2 separate regions of the Homo sapiens genome follow, and region 1 is linked to region 2. The links are chromatin loops, found by intact Hi-C in ENCODE. Cell type or tissue: HepG2. All regions are shown on one strand.

The links. A loop is a pair of places that touch in the nucleus more often than their neighbours do. Peaks named below come from ENCODE experiments on the same cell type or tissue, not always from the same donor. Only the 100,000 strongest peaks of a DNase experiment are listed, where the experiment ranks them.
Region 1: a loop joins it to region 2, with 3.0 times the contacts of the local background. A loop is called at or near these places in 2 of 110 quality-filtered maps.

The regions. Positions count from the first base shown.
Region 1 is chr7:96,948,914-96,951,413 of GRCh38, forward strand. The region is part of intron 1 of LOC124901703 (a long non-coding RNA gene); the gene reads left to right. Among named protein-coding and RNA genes, the nearest start is that of DLX6, 55 kb to the right of the region's middle. In HepG2, no CTCF peak of the experiment used is centred here; a DNase peak (open chromatin) is centred at 1,058.
Region 2 is chr7:97,015,375-97,017,874 of GRCh38, forward strand. No RefSeq gene overlaps it. Among named protein-coding and RNA genes, the nearest start is that of DLX6-AS1, 2.6 kb to the left of the region's middle. In HepG2, a CTCF peak has its summit at 1,356; DNase peaks (open chromatin) are centred at 977, 1,387 and 1,477; H3K4me3 peaks cover 2,041 bases.

The DNA.
Region 1 (2,500 bases), 66 kb before region 2:
TACAGAAATAATATTTGGTATTTATTTCTTTTATTCCTAAAGTTGTCATATCTGAGATGTTTCTGAAACATTTATCCATATTTTACTATTTTATGGTAAGATGACAATGGTAATCATAAGAAGGTTTTGGAAAATGACATCTCTTGCTATGTGTTTCTTTAAAGGCGAACTATACATGCCCCTATGACAATATCCCCACAATGAATGCCATACTAGGTATGGATTGATGGTTTCTTCAGTTTTGTTTTGTTTTGTTTTTAATGATTCCTTCTTGAATTTCAGTGGTTGCTAAGACTGCACATCTACACAGGAATAGAAAACTACATGAAACCAGACTCTAAGCTCAGAGGGCAAGCATGCACACGCACCAGAAATCATGCTATTCCAATCCAAATGAACTAAATCCTTCCGTAACGTGTGGTCAAGGAGTTAAGTTCTAAAGGAAAATGCAAATAGCCTAAAGTGGAAACCATATACGTCTGCCTCCTTCAGTCTCTAAACCTATGACAGAACTCTGTGGAGAAAGGTGGCAGCAAAGCATCTTAATGTTCTCTTAATACTTCACCAAGTAATGATAGCCTCACCAAGTGCTTCGAAGGAACTAGACAGTAAGGGCCAAAGTTTGGGTTTGGAAAAGAGAGGAAGCAAACTGACTCTGTGGTTTGTTATGAGATCCTGGGAGGAGCTTTGAGTGTTACAAAGAATCTTTCCTTTTCTAACCTATCCAGCCTCCTCCTACTCCCTCATGGGTTTTCTTCTTTTTTCATAGAAGCTTGGCAGGCTGGTTAAGAAAGGATAACGGGAGAAAATGACCCCTCGGCTCAGGTATCCTTTGGCCTATGACTATGGGCCCAATAGTAGATTGTGAGACTAGGTCTTTTTCATTGAGTCTGTCTTACTGAGAGGAAAAACTGCTTTGTGTGATGACTTTATGGCAAATGCTAGCAACAGCTCTGCCCTGCATACTGAAAGAGAGACATTTCTGACCGCAGCTCATGAACCACACTTATTTACTCTGGCACATGCCCACTATTTGTTCATAGGCTTTCTGTCTCTACTAAATGCGTTCCAATTTTGGAGGCTAAATCATTGCCAGTAGTTTCCAGGACATTCCGCTAGGCTAAGCAAAATTGCCCTAAGCGGTAGTCAGAAACCACTGGAGTAGTATTGTAAATACAGACTATTTGCAGAAAATGAAAGATACCGAACATCTTATCTTTTTTTGTGCTGCAGAAATCCATGAGTTGTATTTTGCAGAAAGCCATGCAAGGCACTAGCAAGAAACAAGAGGAGGGTACGAGGACTTTCATCCCCACTAGAGCTCAGAAATTGTGCTCAAAACCACTTTGAAAGTTGGGCACAGCCTAAAACAGTTATAAGGGCATACTATGGCCGTGTTCAGGAGGCATGCTAGAGATTAGGTACAGCCTAACCAATAGTAGCTTTTTGCTCAGTATGGATTTTTAAATGATCTGAAAACAGTGGAGCAATAATAAGAAGAAAATAAATGGTGGTCCTCATGGGCATCTTTATAACCATTTCTGTATTCAGTGACAGCCGTCCCCTCCCAATGTCAGTCATCACCTTGGACTTAAATGATGGCTTAATGGGTCATGTTGAACCACGCTGAGTCTGAGATCTAGGATAATTGAGAAATTCTCCATTTGTAATAAAACCTCCCAGCACTATTGAGCTGTGTATTCCATATCTTGTTTCAGGCAGGGACTAAGAAAAGGAGATATTACATGATATTGCTTTCCTGTGCATAGCTCTTTCACATGTTTCCTATTAAATTTGTTTCCAACCAAGCGGAGATTTTATTTACACATTGGCTTTAATAATAAATAAGTGTGTGCATTATAAATTCAGCAACTTTGGTATCAACTCGCCGATATGATCATGTTTGTGTTTGGAAAAGGGAAGGAAGTTCACTCTGAAAGCAAATGATCTATCAAAAGGAATAATTTTTTTTGGAGGTGGCTAAGCAGATTCTTGCAAGTACTTACATATTGCATAATACCTCTTGAGACTTATTGAAATAAATCTTCTTCATCCTAAGGGCAAAGCAAAATTAAGTTGAAATAAACCACAATTAAAACTCCATGCATTGAGTTAGGAGGGAGAAGGAAGCCTATACATATCTCTATCCATGTGTATTCTGTTAACATTTAAGACATTTTAACTTTGGGTAGTGGACAGCATGAATGGGGACTAGGTAGGAACAAGGCCACCACATCAAACTGATAGTGGGGTAGAAGAAACATTTGACACCTCTCGCCTTCTCTGCCCTCTGTCTGTGTTTAATTTTGCTAAATCATTCCCGTCTGGAGATTGTATATTTTAATCTGCCTCTCCAAGCAACACAGAGGTACGGTGTCAGGAAGCTTGATCTCAGAGGCAGGCAAAGAGATGCAAAAGCTATAAAGACCCCAAGGCCCAAGAAAGACAGAAAAGGAACAGGGCGGGGTTGTGCCTAAAATGGCATTAGCCTAAAATTGGC
Region 2 (2,500 bases):
TTTCCCACCATGAATACAGAGAATTTCCTAGGCATCTTTTCTAGCCTCTGGGCCAATGTGTGTCGACTCTCCCTCCTCCCACCACTTCACAGACCCGGGAGCTGCCCAACCAGGGCCACCCTGCAGGATGGCAAGCAGGTTTCCTAGCTCTTGTGAATTTAAGGGCAATAATGAAATGTCCCCTGTTTAGTGACCCCTGTTTATAGATGAAAGTTGAGTCCATATCCTGCTCTTCCTCCGCCCCTCTTCCCTGACCTTGCAAATGGCAAGTGGCAGAAATAGTCCTGGATAACAATAAGCTTCCATTGGCAGGTTTCTGTCTTCTTGGTTAGCGAGAGAAAAAAAAAGCCTTTAAAATAAATCATAGCTTGGGAACTGTTTACCACCCTTCACCCTCACCCACTTCTTAAAAAAAAAAAAAACACTAGACTGCATGGTGAAGATCCCACAGAGAATCCTTACCGAAGCTAGGAGAGAGGGAGGGTATGTGTGTAGAATGATGTTATAAAGCCATTTTTTTCCCTTCCTGTGGTGAAAGGTCGTAATGTGTGGTATTTCACGGTTTTATATAAATCTTGGTTTAGGATGTGGAACAGACTCAATAATACATGTGCTTTTGGCAAAGAGACTCCTTCGGATCCCATAAATCAGAAGTAAATAAGAAGTCCAAGTGAACAAAAGAGCAGGAACATTTAATTGATGCAAAGCAGGACTCTCATCTGCTTTAAAGAGAGGTTCATGTAAATTCCCTCAGTTCCTATCTTCACGGTTAGAGCCCGACCTATAAAACAGGTTATTACATTACAGCCGGCAGCCTTGGATGATTGAAAGGAAAGGCTCCCCACCCCAAACACACACACACACACACACACACACACACACGCAATAGATACAATGTATACTTTCTGCCCTGAGGAATCTAAAGCCTGTCAGATGCAACAGAAAACGCTGGGGGTTGGCGCGGGGGGGAAGAGACAGGGCTGCGTAGAAAATATTTAACCAATCCCACATGTGCCACCGCTATTTGGGCTATTTTTAAGGCCCAGAGTTCGCTGCGACTGGGCTGAGGTTGAAAAAAACCAAGCACTGTGTGCAAAGACCGCGGGCAACCTGGGAGCGCGAGCCGAGGCCGAGAGCAAGCCGCAGCGCCCCCTCCCCAAGCTCTGGAGCGGCGGGAGCCTCCACCGGCTACTGTGGGAGGGGGTGCTTAAGGGTGGAGGAGCTGGGTGACCGCAGGCGGATCCGCCGGCGTGGCGAGCTTCCCAGAGGTGCCCGAGGGCGTCTGCCCTCTGGGTGTGCCTCCGGGAGGGCTAGAGAGCTCTAGGTTGGCAAGATCCCAGTGACCATTGGGAGGCGCGCGATCCAAGGGGTTGCAGGGATGGGGCGGAGAGGAGGGGCGGTTGGGTAGCCTAAAGGTCCCTCTCCCAGAATACAAGGAAGCGCTAAGAAGGAGGATGTGGGGGCAGTGTTCCAGCAGGCATCCCAGGCTCTTCCGGCTGGAGAGCTCAGGAGACTGAGCGGTGTCAAGGCTGGAGTGAGCTATAGGGTGCGCTGGGAGGAGGTGAGCGCAGCCTGGCTTTGGCGCGCTGTGGGTGACTCCCAGGACGGCGCGGCCAGGACGCCGCGAGCCGTGGGGCGTCCGGTGGGATCAAAGGAACCAGAGGAGGCCAGCCGACGCGTCTGGGATTGTGGGATAAGGGGCGGGAGAGAGGAGATTGACATGGGCGGGGAGATCCTGGCCTGGCCTGTGTCACCGGAGGGGGTTGTGTGCGTTTGTGTCTTTGTGCGGATCAACGCTCTCGGGCCTGAGGCCGTGCCCTGGGTGGATCCGAGTGTGAGTGGACAGGCTCCCGGGTGGGTGCCCAGACGGGAGGGAGAGCGAGCGAGCGAGATCAAGGGCAGCGAGGTCTGCGGGTTCCTCTGTGTGTGTGTCTCAGGCCCTGTGGCTCAGCACTGGAGCCGCCTGGCACCCACAGGAATGCGGCTTCTCTCGGATCCCCAGGCCGCCCCTTGTCCCACAAGGAGGTGGCCGCCAGGAAAAAGGGGGGAAAAGGGGCAGAAATCCGCCTAGCTCAACCCGAGCCTCAAACAAAGGCCAATTTATCTGATCTCTTACAGGATGGCCCAGGAGGTGGTCTGGGCACCGAAGAATCGCGCTGGCCCTGACCGCATGCCCCAGCCTTCCTGGGGTTTGTGAGGAGCTCTGAAGGTGGGGGTGAGGTGTTGTAAGTAAGGGGTGGGGAGTATGAAGACGCCCACTGAAAAGAACATTAATCTTAGAAAGGACTTGATTCGTCTTGGGAGCACTATACTGAGAGCTAGGCAAGTGGAAACCGGAAGGGGCAGGCAGAGGGGTCACCCAGTGCGATGTCAAGAGTGGGGCCGGCTGGTCCGGGAATATGCTGGGGAGTGGAGCACGTTTATATTCGACGTAGGAAAAACAATGGAGAGGAAGAGAAGGTGGAAGGGAGGGCAAGGGAGAGAAACATCACATAGATAT